2 separate regions of the Homo sapiens genome follow, and region 2 is linked to region 1. Evidence: read pairs that join two places in POLR2A ChIA-PET (ENCODE). Cell type or tissue: IMR-90. All regions are shown on one strand. Each heading gives the region's core, and the rest is flanking DNA. Links, peaks and the distances in the headings are about the cores only. Region 1 overlaps UBN1 (ubinuclein 1). Region 2 holds the start of LOC105371064 (a long non-coding RNA gene).

Region 1 (6,300 bases), core at 1,301-6,300:
GTATTATTTATAAAGAAGGATAATAAACATGAGCTTTAACTTTGCAACATTAAAGTATGAAACTTTACAAAACAGTGCAATACTGATTAAAGAATCTCTAAATACCGTATTAATATGACACATGGACTTCAGAAACAGGCCTTAGATATCTGTGATGTTGCTTTGCAATATATGCCAAATCAGCAGAGGAAGGAAGGATTGTTTAGTGATTGATGCTGGAAGAAACCAAGTTACAGCCTCTCCTCATACTTTATAGCATAGCAAATTCATCTGGGGTTAATGAAGTAAATGTGAAAAAATATCTATAAATGACCATATAGGCTGGGCTCAGTGGCTCACACCTGTAATCCCAGCAGGAGTTCAAAACCAGTCTGGGCAACATGGCAAAACAACGTCCCTACAAAAAATACAAAAATTAGCACGCCTGTAGTTCCAACTACTAGGGAGGCTGAGGTAGGAGGATCGCTTTAGCTTGGGAGGTTGAGGCCTCAGTGAGCTGAGATTGAGTCACTTTATTCCAGCCTGGGCAACAGAGTGAGACCTTGTCTCAAAAAACAAAAAACCTATATACACAAGTTCTTCTATAAGATCTGGTTGGAGACGAACATTCTAGGCATAAAAGAAATGGGAGGAGTCTCAAAGGAAAAGAGCCTAGTTTTAACTGCATACAAAGTTATAATTTCCTTGGAAGGAGGGTCGCTTGAGGTTGTGAGCTTAAGACCAGCCTGGGCAACATAGTGGGTCAGCATCTCTACAAAAAATAGAAAAAATTAGCCAGGCATGGTGGGATATACCTGTAGTCTCAGCTCCTCGAGAGGTTGAAGTGGTGAGAGGTTTGCTTGAGCCTGGGAGGTTGAGGCTGAAGTGGCTGTGATTGGGCCACTGCTCTCTAGCCTGGATATAACAGCGAGACCCTAGCTCAAAAAAAAAAGAAAAAAGTTAACATTTCTTTCATCATACCTCACTCTAAGCAACACTAAACAGCAAATAACAAAACAAGAAGAAGTACTTATAAGAGATATGACAGATTTTGTATATCTATAATGTATAATAATTTATGTATAATATCAAGAGCGCTTACAAGTCAATAAGAAAGTCACAATTTATTCAACCATTCCCTGATTGATTGTCATTTGATTGTCATTTTGGTTGCTTCCATCATTTTTCTTGTATAAACAAGGCTGCAATGAATATCTTTATTTATTGGTATGGTAGAAAGTTCACACTAGAATATGAACTCTTTTAAAAAGCAGGACACAAAATTGTATACGAAGTAAGCAGAAAACATGTATGGCATGTATTAGCATATTCATATTCTGTGAACATTTGGAATTCTGTATTCAAAATCTATTTTGACCATTCCCAAGTGATTTTGAAGGTCTTTGGCATGTCATAATTTGTTATTTTGTCAAGGCCAGTGTTTGGGTGTGAGAGTGGTGCACAGGGCAGGAGTGTGTAACTTTGTTAGGAAGTGAGCCTAGCCACACCCTCCTGAGTCACTGGTTCTTTACTATCCTGGGGTAGGCAATATCTTTTGTTCAGCTGATAAAAGCTTTGTCATTGTGAAGATTGGCTCCCAATGATAGGAAACTGCTGGTGATGAAAATAAAGGGGTCTTAAAGATTATTCTCAGCCAGAAAAAATAAGTGTTAGACAAATTAAATGGAAAATAATTAATATTTTAGTAGTCTTTACAATTTGGAGGTCTAAGGCTCTGTCAGCATGGGTTCTTTAAGGTCAAGGATCTAGGATACACATGCACAGGAAAAAAGACTGGAAGTATGCTAAGCAGTGACTATCTCTGAATGATTGTGAAAAAATTTTAGGATGAATAAGCAGAAAAAAACAATAAATGACAAAATATAACAATGGAGTTTTCTTGACAATGAAATTCTCTTAAACTTAAATCTCTTTAATTAGGCAGGTAAACTATTTTATCATCTTCGTTTGACCTGGCCCTTCTTTTCAATGTTAACAGAAGCCATGCAGTGACACCCGCTAAGACTTGTTGGTAGCCATGTCGGAGCCCCACAGGGTCCAGTTCACCTCTCTCCCAGGTTCCCTGAATCCTGCGTTTTTGAAGAAGTCCCGGAAGGAGGAGGCTGGGGCAGGAGAACAGCATCAGGACTGTGAGCCGGCTGCAGCAGCTGTTCGGATTACACTCACCCTCTTTGAACCAGATCACAAACGCTGCCCAGAGTTCTTCTACCCAGAGCTGGTGAAGAATATCCGAGGGAAGGTAAAAGGCCTTCAGCCTGGAGATAAGGTACACCCCTTTGTTCCCAGAGGCGCTGCAGGTTTAACGCACAGGGGTCAGTGCATGCATGTGGGGCTTCCGTAGCGGGGAAGCAAGACTTAACTGAGGTTTTGGCTGCCCCAAGATCCTGTCACTCACTCAAGGCAAGCACAAGATTTGCTTCTCTTACCTCTGTGCGCAAAGGGAGAGGCCAATTTGAATTATGACTAATTAACATAAATTTTAAAAACAATACATTTTTCTCTGCCAAGGTTATAAACGTTATGTGTAAATGAAACCAGTCCCTGACAGTTCCAGTGTTAGAATTTCATGCTGGACATTTTCCTCTTCCAACAGAATCTTGCTGTCTACCTAGTATAGGGGCAGACAAAAAAACACGTAGACTGCCTTTTTTTTTTTCTTTCTTTTTTTTTTTTTCGAGACCGAGTCTCGCCCTGTCGTCCAGGCTGGAATGCAATGGGGCGATCTCGGCTCACTGTAACCTCCGCCTCCCGAGTTCAAGTGATTCTCCTGCCTCAACCTCCCGAGTACCTGGGACTGACTACAGGTGCACGCCACCACACCCAGCTAATTTCTGTGTTTTTAGTAGAGATGGCGTTTCACTGTGTTGGCCAGGCTGGTCTCAAACTCCTGGCCTCAAGTGATCTGCCTGCCTTGGCTTCCCAAAGTGCTGGGATTACAAACATGAGCCACTGCACCTAGCCACAACTTGATGGATTTTCATGAACTCAGTACCCCCATGTAACCTGCACGTAGGTCACAAAATATATTTATCAGGACCCCAGAAACCCTCCTTCTGCCCTGCCAGAAGACTACCTCAATACTTATGGGCAACCACTGCCCTGATTTCTAACAGCTTAGATCTGCTTAGATTTGTGGGGTTTTTTTGTTTTTGAGGCAGAGTCTTACTCTGTCGCCCAGGCTGGAGTGCAGTGGCACCATCTTGTCTCAGTGCAACCTCTGCCTCCCGGGTTCACGCCATTCTCCTGCCTCAGCCTCCCGAGTAGCTGGGAGTGCAGGCGTCCGCCACCACGCCCGGCAAATTTTTTGTATTTTTAGTAGAGACAGCGTTTCAATGTGTTAGTCAGGGTGGTCTCGATCTCCTGACCTTGTGATCCACCCACCTTGGCCTCTCAAAGTGCTGGGATTACAGGCATGAGCCACAGCACCTGGCCTCTCTTTTTTGTTGTTGTTGTTGTTTTTTGAGACCAAGTCTCACTCTGTCACCCAGGCTGGAGTGCGGTGATGCAATCTTGGCTCACTGCAACTTCCGCCTCCCAGGTTCAAATGTTTCTCCTGCCTCAGCCTCCCGAGTAGCTAGGATTACGGGTGCCAGCCACCACGCCTGGCTAATTTTTTTTTTTTTTTTTTGTATTTTTAGTAGAGATGGGGTTTTACCATTTTAACCATGTAGGCCATGCTGGTCTCCAACTCCTGACCTCAAGTGATCCACCCACCTCCGCCTCCCAAAGTGTTAGGATTATAGGCGTGAGTCACCGCACCTGGCCGTGTTTTTGTATTTTATGTAGATGGAATTGTATGGTATTTGAGTACCGCCTAGGTGAAAAGCTGTTTTTTTTTTTGAGACAGAGTCTCGCTCTGTCGCCCAGGCTGGCATGCAGTGGTGCAATCTTGGCTCACTGCAAGCTCCGCCTCCTCGGTTCATGCCGTTTTCCTGTCTCAGCCTCTCGAGTAGCTGGGACTACAGGCGCCCGCCACCACGTCTGGTTAATTTTTTGTATTTTTAGTAGAGACAGGGTTCCACCGTGTTAGCCAGGATGGTCTCGATCTCCTGACCTCGTGATCCGCCCGTCTCTGCCTCCCAAAGTGCTGGGATTACAGGCGTGAGCCACCGTGCCTGGCCCGTGAAAAGCATTTTTAAGCACCTGTGTCTGCCTTTGCACTGTGCTAGGCTCTGAGGAAAAGGTAAGTGGGCCCCACACTCGCAGCATTGTGGTCTCTAGCATGTCTCTTAGTGAAATGGGGATGAGGCTGGTAATTGGTTCACAGTTGTCTGAGTGTGGAACGAGAATGAAATCATGTTGTGAATTTTCTAGCAGTATGCCTCAGTGCCAAGTGATCAGTCGGTCTTATTCACAGGTGTGCTGTTCGGAGGGTATTTTTGGTTAGAAGGATTAATCTTTTTTTCCTGAGATTAAAAAAATGTGTTTTCTTGGCCTGGCATAGTGGCTCACACCTGTAATCCCAGCACTTTGGGAGTCTGAGACATGAGGATCACTTGACCACAGGAGTTCAAGACTAGCCTGGGCAACATAGTGAAACTCCATCTGTGCAAAATAATACAGAAATTAGCTGGGCATGATGGTGCATGCCTGAAGTTCCAGCTACTCAGAAAGCTGAGGTGGGAGGATTGCTTGAGCCTGGGAGGTCAAGGTTGCAGTGAGCCGTGATCACACCACCGCACTGGGTGAAAGCAAGACCCTGTGTCAAAAAAAAAAAAAAAAAAAAAAGGCTGGAAGGCCTGGCGCAGTGACTCATGCCTGTAATCCCCACACTTTGGGTGGCCGAGGCAGGCGGATCACTTGATGTCAGGAGTTTGATACCAGCCTGATCAACATGGCAAAAACCCATCTCTACTAAAAATACAAAAATTAGCCGGGTGTGGTAGTGCATGCATGTAATCCCAGCTACTCGGTAGGCTGAGGCAGGATAATTGCTTGAACCCAGGAGGCAGAGATTGCAGTGAGCTGAGATCATGCCACTGTACTCCAGCCTGGGTGATGGCGACTCCATCTCCCCCTACCAAAAAACACCAAACCAAAAAAGAAAAAGTGTTTCCTTGATTGAGATCTGATTGCCTGATTGCCAGAATGGAGGCCTGTGAGTCTGTACCAAGGGTCAGCCTGTTGCATGAGCACCACTGGGCAGAATGACAGAAAGTAATTTCAAATCCCTTTATAATTCCTGTTTCAGGAAAATGGTATCTTCTTCCTTTAGAGGAAGAGACAGGAGCAGGAGTTGGTTAATGTGTTTATTCATGGGTTCAAACCAAATCAGCAGGTCAACTGAAATTAGAACTCCAGTGCTCTGATGTCACCTTTTTGGGGACTACAGATGCCCTTCACCATTGCAGAAAAATGCATGGAGGATACACAGAGAATTTTGATCCAATTCAGAGGATTCAGTCCTGGACTTCGGGTTCAGAACTCCTAAATCGTCGTGGGTCTACTCTGCAGTGTTAAAAATACAATAAAATCAGGCACATTTGTGCAGCAGTTCTTTTAGTGTATAGTCCTTAATAGTATGAAGGCATTGTGCTAGACTCAGAGGACTATAGAAAGTTAGAGAAAACACTGTACCAGCCTCAAAACAAACATCCTATAGATGTTTTGAGAGAATGGTACCACCGCAGGTAACAGAAATTACAATATGGTCATTGTTTAAGTCTGGTACGACACAGGCCCTGGAGGTCTTAGAAAGAAGAGAGCTTATTTCCTGATTAGTGTTGGGACAGAGCTGGACCTTCCGTCATACAGTCAGGAAATGGTAGTTATTGGAAGACTGCTGTTGGCAAGGCGTTCAGTAGTATACATAGAATCCAGTGCTGCTCAAGGTTGGTGGGATTTCTTACAGTTACATAACCACTCAAGTTATATGCGATCATTGTAGAAAAATTAGAAGATCCAGATAAGCATGTTTGAAAGACTCCCCATTTGAGGTATGATCGTTAGATGTATGCTCTATAATATCCCATTGTATGTGTACACCACAAATCATTTAACTGATCCTTTGCAGGTGGTATTTCAGTAGGCAGAGATGGGAGGGTGAGATAAGAAAGTTTGTTTGAAACAGGCATACAGTCTTTAGTGTTTTCTGTCTACCTTGAAGTCTTAAACATACTTCGTACAGGAGTCTTATTAAAATTAGGATTCCTGGCTCCTGGCTGGGTGTGGTGGCTCTCGCCTGTAATCCCAGCACTTTGGGAGGCTGAGATGGGCAGATCATTTGAGCCCAGGAGCTTGAGACCAGCCTGGGCAACATGATGAAACCCTATCTATACAAAAAACTTAAAAAAAAAAAAT
Region 2 (7,601 bases), core at 1,387-6,386, 61 kb after region 1:
TTTTTATCACCCCAAAGCTCCACACCCACAAGCTGTCACTCCCTATTCCCCACCCGCTCCAGCCCCTGGCAACCAGGAATTTACTTTTTCTCTCTATGGATTTGCCTATTCTGGACATTTCATATAAATAGAATCACACAACACGTGGCCTTTTGCGTCTGCCTTCTCTCAGCATAATGTTTTCAAGCTTTGTGCATATTGCAGCATCTATTAGAACTTCATTCTTTTTATGGCTGAATAATATTCCATCACGTGGCTACTTCACATTTTGCTTATTCATTCAACAGCTGACAACCATCTGGGCCGTTTCCACCTTTGGGCCATCGTGAGAATCACGCTGCTATGAACGTTCGGGAACAAGCTTTTGTGTGAGCAGTCTTATTTTTAATTACCTGATATTTTTCTTTCAACCTACTCGTTTTATTTTAGAGTTAAATGTGTTTACAAAGGTAACTTCTCTCCCCATTTTAATCAGAAATCAGAAGCCCTCACCATGAGTGAATTAGCTGCCAAAATAAATTTCATGGGAACGCAGTGGCACTGGGTTCCGTGGTGACACTGGGCTGCCCGCTGTTACAAGTCAGGAGGTGTGACAGCCGTGGTGGCGTCAGGCCCAGCCTTTCTCCTGATCTTCTCAGAGCGCCTGAAAGAGACTTGAGGCCCGGTGTGGTGGCTCATACCTGTAATCCCAGCACTTTGGGAGGCCAAGGCGGGCGAATCACCTGAGATCAGGAGTTTGAGACCAGCCTGGCCAACATGGTGAAACCCCATCTCTACTAAAAATACAAAAATTAGCTAGGTGTGGTGGCATGCGCCTGTAGTCCCAGCTACTCGGGAGGCTGAGGCAGGAGAACTGCTTGAACCTGGGAGGTGGAGGTGGCAGTGAGCTGAGATTGCACCACTGCACTCCAGCCTGGGTAACAGAGCGAGACTCCATCTCGAAAAAAAAAAACAAGAAAAGAAAAAAAAGTCTTGAAAGCAGACTGGCCCTCTCCCTCACTGTCTCTGTGTCCCCTCCTGTCACATTTGTCTACTGCCCCCCGTCCCCCAGAACCACAGACAGACCACTCTGGAAAATGCTCTAATGGGAGTTAGTTAAGACTTTGGCCCTGGGGTTAGCTGTGGGTTCAGATCTTGGCTCCCATCAGCCACTTAGTGGCTGTGTGACTTGGCCCAGCTCCCTTGCCTATCTGTGCCTCTGTCTCCCAATCCGATGGACTAGAGTAACAGTCCTTTCCCGGGGCCAGGGTGGCAGGGGTTATGAATGGAAGTGAGGTTACACTACCAAAGGACTGTGCATAGAGCCGGGCACAGAATAAGTCTGAACAAAGGTTTGTGATTTTAGTTGTCAAGGAGCCTTAGAGATCACCCAGCTCTGCCTCTGTGGTTTTGAGACCGAGTCTCACTCTGTCACCCAGGCTGGAAGTGCAGTGGTATCATCTTGGCTCGCTGCAACCTCCACTTCTTGGGGTCAAGTGATTCGGCTGCCTCAGCCTTTTGAGTAGCTGGGATTACAGGTGTGAGCCACCATGCCCAGCCTCCTTCTGTTGTTTTCTTTAAACAAAGAAAGAAAGGGAAACCAACTTGGCCATTGTCACCCAGTTAGCCAGCGATGATAGCTCCCCTGTCTCCACTGAAGACCCACAGTGGGGCCTGAGTGGCTAGGCACGCAGAAGTTGCCTTCTACTCACACTCATTAAGCACCTGCTGTGTGCGGGCCCTGCACCTCACAAAGACAAGCCTCTCCCTCCCTGATCCACCCCACAGACCAGGAGGAAATCAGTATTTATAGAAACAGTCACGAGACTGAGGCAGGCCTGGAGGCTGGGGATGCCCAGGGGAACCTCTGGACTGGCTGGGTGGGGACAGCGGTGGTCACTGAAGGCTTCCTGGAGGAGGTGGTGTCGGCTGGGTGCTAAAGCAAAAGGAAGAATTTGGTGTTCCTGTGCAGAAGGCTCCAATGAGGACACGCCATAGAGAGAGGCAGGTCCTGGCACGTCCCGTGGGGTGGGCCAGGGCGGGGTTCTTGACCGTCAAGGCAGAGGGGACCACCAGCCCTTTCGAGTGATGCTCCCCAGATCAAGGTTCTGGGGCCTAGCATGAAAAATTCAGATTCCCGGCCACTAACCCAGACCTGCTGAACCCAGGTCTCCAGAGCTGGGCCCAGGAAGCTGTATTATTATTACTATTTTTGCAGGTTCCCCAGGGTACCTGGACACCTACCGGAGTCATGGACCAGCAATGCAGGTGCTGTTGATGTTGGGGGCATTGGGGGCAGAAATGGCAGCAGCCAACATGCTGGGGATCCATCCGTCTAGGTTCCACACCTTGCTTAAGGGCCAGCTTTGTGGCAGACCTGGATACACCGGAGCTGGGGGATCTTGAGGGAACAGGACCCAAGCCATACCTTCTGCAAGGTCAACTGGGGGCAGCCTGTCCCAAAGTGGGGTCCCAGGAACCCAACTCTTACAAGTCTTATTCTTCCTTGGTCAAGGCACTTAGGAAAACCCCATCCTTGATATGTTCATGAGCCAGCAAAGGCACTGACAAGTCCTGCAGTGGAGAAAGCCAGTGTTTGGCGGGGTGGCCAGGAAGGCTTAGCAGTGGGGGGCTTTGGATGGAGGATCTCGGTAAGAAGGGATAAGGTGGGCTTCTAGAACAGCCAGGTCAGGGGTCCACCCGACTCCTCCCTCATTCCCTAACCCCCCACTTCCTGGTTGGGCAGGCCACATGGAGAATGTGAGTTTCTGGGCCCCCACACTCCCACCCCAGTCACTGACCATCTGCCAGGCCAGCTGCACCTAGAGGCGGTGAGTCTCACCCCAAATATTTAACCCCTGACTCTGCAGTGCATCGTTAGGGTCTGTACTGTGGCTCAAGTGGGGGCCTTTGTCTCTCTTGGGCCCAGTCCCACCTCAGGCACAGGGCCAGCTCCCAAACCAGCCCTTTCATGGATTGTGGCAGATGCAAGAAAAGCCACCTTCTGGACTCTATCCTGGCTGGGCCTGTTGTTCCAGCCGAAGCCCCCCAGAGGACATGGGAGTTGTGGGGCAATGACCACTGCCTCAGGGACCTTGGACTCCTGATGGGACAAAGCTGTGAGCGGTAGCAGGAAGCTATGAGCAGACAGGCCAGGCCCAAGGCCCACTGGGCTGCTTGCTGCTTAGACAGCCTCAGGCAAGTGCCCTACCCTCGTACAGCCTCCGCTTCTCCATCTGTCCTCTGGCGATGACCACAAAGGCATCCTGGGCATTTGCCACTTGCTGTGGGCTTTGCCAGACCTCAGACATATTCACAGGCACCAGCTCAATATCATCCTTGCCCTAAGTCCCCGGGGAGGTTGGTGTGCCCCTTTGAAGAAGGGGATGAAGAAACCAAGACTCTGAGACATCAAAGCACTTGCTCAGGGTCACACAGCTGGTGAACCGCGATTCTCCCCGCAAGCAATCTCACTCCAGAGGCATGTGATCGACTGGGCTAGAAGTTACTCATGGGGATGCTAGGAAAATCACACCAATAACAATCTCCACCATCGTAATATGAGCTAATACTTACTCTCTACGTGCCAGGCTCCTCACTGTTTCTGACTCAATCTTCATGACAACCCTGAGAGCTGGGTGTTAGCATGGTAGGTAATTGTATTATTATCCCCGTTTATGGGTGTGGAAACTGAGGATCAGAGAGGTTAAATAACTCTCCCAAAGTCACCCAGCAATTAGATGGCAGAGCCAGGACTCTAGGCCCTTAACAATTCCATGTGACGATCTTACAGGGCTCCCAGCACACAGTAGGTACTTCACAGATTAATTTAAAATGCCAAGAGCCCAAAACCACACCGGGATGCCACTTTTCATCCACTACAATGGCTATAATAAAAAAGACAATAACAAGTGTTGGCAAAAATGTGGAGAAATTGGAACCCTCGTGCCTTGCTAGTGGGGATGCAAAATGGTGTACAGTTGTGGAAAACAGTCTAGAAATTCCACAAAAAGTTAAGCAGTCACCATAAGACCCAGCAAGTCCACCCCTACGTATTTTTTTTATTTTTATTACTTATTTATTTTTTTGAGACAGGGTCTCACCCTGTTGCCCAGGCTGGAGTGCACTGGCATGATCTCGGCTCACTCAGCCTCCGCTTCCCAGACTCAAATGATTCTCCTACCTCAGCCTCCCGAGTAGCTAGGATTACAGGTGTGTGCCACCACACCCGGCTAACTTTTGTACTTTTAGTAGAGACGGGGTTTTGCCATGTTGGCCAGGCTGGTCTCGAACTCCTGACCTCAGGTGATGCACTTGCCTTGGCCTCCCAAAGTGCTGGGATTACAGGTGTGAGCCATTGCGCCCAGCCTTATTATTTTTTGAGACAGGGTCTCACTCTGTTGCCCAGGCTGGACTGCAGTGGTGCAATCTTAGCTCACTGCAGCCTTGACCTCCCAGTCTCAAGCAATCTTTGTACCTCAGCCTCCGAGTAACTGCGACTACAGGCGCCTGGCACCGTGCCCAGCTAATTTTTTTTTTTTTTCAGAGAGGGAGGTTTCGCCATGTTGCCCCAGCTGGTCTTGAACCCCTGGGCTCAAGCAATCTATCTGCCTCGGCCTCCCAAAATATTAGGATTACAGGCGTGAGCCACTGCACCCAGCCCACCCCTACATATCTATCCAAGAGAAATGAAAACCTATGTCTGGGCTGGATGCGGTGACTCACGCCTGCAATCCCAGCACTTTGGGAGGCCGAGGCAGGTGGATCACCTGAGGTCAGGAGTTCGAGACCAGCCTGGCCAACATGGTGAAACCCCATCTCTACTAAAAGTACAAAAAAATTAGCTGGGCGTGGTGGTATGTGCCTGTAATCCCATCTATTCGGGAAGCTGAGACAAGAGAATCGCTTGAACCTGGGAGGCGGAGGTTGCAATGAGCTGAGATGGCGCCACTGCACTCCAGCCTGGGTGATGGAGCAAGACTCCATCTCAGAAAATAAAAAACAAAAAAACAAAAACAAAAAAACAAAAAAATCTATGCCTGCACAGAAACTTGTACATAGATGAATCACAGCAGCATGATTCATAATAGCCTTTTGGCCTCCACTTTTTAGTGGAAACAACTCAAATATTCATCAACTGATGAAAATATAAACCAAACGTGGTCTATCTCTATTATTCGGCCAAAGAATGAAGGCAGGACTGACAGCTGCTACAGCCTCAGGAACCTCGAGAATGTTATGCTCAGTGAGAGAAGCCAGACACAAAAGCTCACATATTATTCCATTGATAAGAAACGTCCAGAATGCAGAAATCTACAGGAGCAGAAAGTGGATGAGTGGTTGCCATGGCCCAGGAGGATGTAAAATGGACAGTGATTGCTAAGGGGTATCAGATTTCTTTTTGGGGTGATAAAAATGTTCTAAAATCAATCGTGGGGATGGCTGTACAACTCTGTGACTATATTAATATCCACTGGGCTGGGCGTGGTGGCTCGCACCTATAATCCCAGCACTTTGGGAGGCCGAGGTGGGCAGATCGCTTGAGACCAGGAGTTTGAGAGCAGCCCGGGCAACATGGTGAAACCCCATGTCTACTGAAAATACAAAAAATTAGCTGGGCATGGTGATGCACACCTGTAGTCCTGGATACTCGGGAGGCTGAGGTAGGAGGATTACTTGAGCCCAGGGGGTTGAGGCTGCAGTGAGCCGAGATTTCGCCACTGCATTCCAGCCTGGGCAATGAGAGTGAGACCCTGTCTCAAAACAAAAACAAAAACACTGAACTGAACACTTTAAATGAGTGAACTGGATGATATATGAATTACATCACAGTAAAGCTGCTACAAAAAAAAAAAACACAAAAAAGGCAGCTGGGCATGGTGGTTCAGGCCTGTAATCCCAGCACTTTGGGAGGCTGAGTCGGGCAGATCACCTGAGGTCAGGAGTTCAAGACCAGCCTGGCCAACATGGTGAAACCTCGTCTCTACTAAAAACACAAAAATTAGCCAGGCATGATGGCAGGTACCTGTAATCCCAGCTACTTGGGAGGCTAAGGTGGAAGAATTGCTTGAACCCGGGAGGTGGAGGTTGCAGTGAGCCGAGATTGCACCACTACACTCCAGCCTGGGCGACAGAGCAAGACTCCATTTCAAAAAAAAAAAAAAGGCAAGTGCCATTTAGAAATGACAGGGGTTTGTTTCTTCTCTCCTGAGTCAGGTCCTGCCTCTTGTCTCATTCTCCAGGGAAGCTGGCCAGCTGCAGGTAATCCCCCAGCAGCCTGGAAGATGCTAGTTAACTCCTAGAGAGCTATTTGTCCTGCCCACTGCGAAGCAAGTCACATATATATTAGCTCATCAATCCTACCAGCCTCTAAGTAAGTACCATTATTCTCAAAAGTTGGAGGATTACAACTTTAAGTGAGTGAATTGCATGGAATTCATATACCATGCAATTCACTCAGTTACAGATGGGGAAATTGAGGTACAAAGAAATTCCATCATTTGGCCACAGTTCCACTGCCAGCAAGCAAGGCAGAGCTGGGATTCGAATCCAGGCCTCCGGAAGCACAGTCTCAGCGTTTTTGCCCTGTAGCTTTGCGGTCCTGTGTTCCCCCCACCATCCAGCTGGCCGCAGGAATCAACCATGTGTGCCCCTTGGAGAGCTATGGAGCCCCATGCTAGGAAGCCAGCAGGAATGTGGGTGGGGCAGGAACCTGCAGGAAAGGGGACAGGTCCCAGGAGTGCTGGGAAACCGGCTAGGCTGGTCCAGCTTTTCATCTCGGTAATGAGCCGCATCGGGGCAGCCAGACGTGGCACCCCTGGGCCATCAGCCCCACTGATGGAGGCCGAGACACAGCCCTGTCCTGCCCATGCAGACACAGACAGCAGCCACCTGCCTGAGCCAGGAACACAAAGATATCCCCCCTCCCCACACACACACCGGAAAAGGGAAAGGGCCTGAGTGACAGCCGAGGGTACACGCCCAGCCCTCCCTTTTCTTACTCAGAGGGTAACACGGACACACGTGCTGAGGGCAGTGGCCGCTGGCCCTCGAAGGGGCCTCAGAAGCCATCCAGCCCCACCTGCTCATTACCCAGATGAGCAAACCAAGGTCCCGGACGTGAAGTCACTACCCAGGATCACTTGGGAGGGCAGCCTGTGTAGGAGAAAGACTTCAGGTCTGGAGTCAGATAGGGTTCAGATCCTGACTGCACCAACCAGCAATGTGACCCTGTGACAGTGTGACAGAGGAGCTACACTGTATTTCTTTTTTAATCTTTTTATATTTTCTTCAAATTTTTAAATAGAGATGGTTTCTCACTATGTTGACCAGGCTAGTCCCGAACTCCTGGCCTCAAGTGATCCTCCCATCTCGGCCTCCCAAAGTGCTAGGATTACAGGTATGAGCCACAATATGCCTGGCCAGCCACTCTGTATTTCTGAGTCTCAGTTTCATCATCTGTGAAATGTGAGCAAGAAATCCTCTCTAGTTATGTTCATGTATGGGCCCAGGCACAGGAGTGCACACCTGTAATCCCACCACTTTGGGAGGCTGAGGCAGGAGCATCTCTTGAGCCTAGGAGTTCGAGACCAAATTGGGCAAATAGGAAGACCTTGTCTCTA

Evidence for each region. ChIA-PET counts read pairs that join two places held together with the same protein. Peaks named below come from ENCODE experiments on the same cell type or tissue, not always from the same donor. Only the 100,000 strongest peaks of a DNase experiment are listed, where the experiment ranks them.
Region 2: POLR2A ChIA-PET joins it to region 1 with 9 read pairs; 9 of 35 experiments call an interaction of 5 or more read pairs at or near these places.

Annotation. Positions count from the first base shown.
Region 1 is chr16:4,850,901-4,857,200 of GRCh38, forward strand. It overlaps UBN1 (ubinuclein 1), which reads left to right. Exons shown (of 18, transcript NM_001079514.3): 2 at 1,979-2,266. The coding sequence starts at 2,018. Among named protein-coding and RNA genes, the nearest start is that of UBN1, 6.6 kb to the left of the region's middle. RefSeq lists an enhancer at 970-2,169. In IMR-90, for the core only: no CTCF peak of the experiment used is centred there; no DNase peak of the experiment used is centred there.
Region 2 is chr16:4,912,164-4,919,764 of GRCh38, forward strand. All of the region lies in intron 1 of PPL (periplakin), which reads right to left. It overlaps LOC124903637 (a long non-coding RNA gene), which reads left to right. Exons shown (of 3, transcript XR_007064965.1): 2 at 288-368; 3 at 2,198-2,285. It overlaps LOC105371064 (a long non-coding RNA gene), which reads left to right and starts at 2,900. Exons shown (of 4, transcript XR_933028.3): 1 at 2,900-3,628; 2 at 6,222-6,240. RefSeq lists an enhancer at 6,279-6,834. In IMR-90, for the core only: no CTCF peak of the experiment used is centred there; DNase peaks (open chromatin) are centred at 3,488 and 5,188.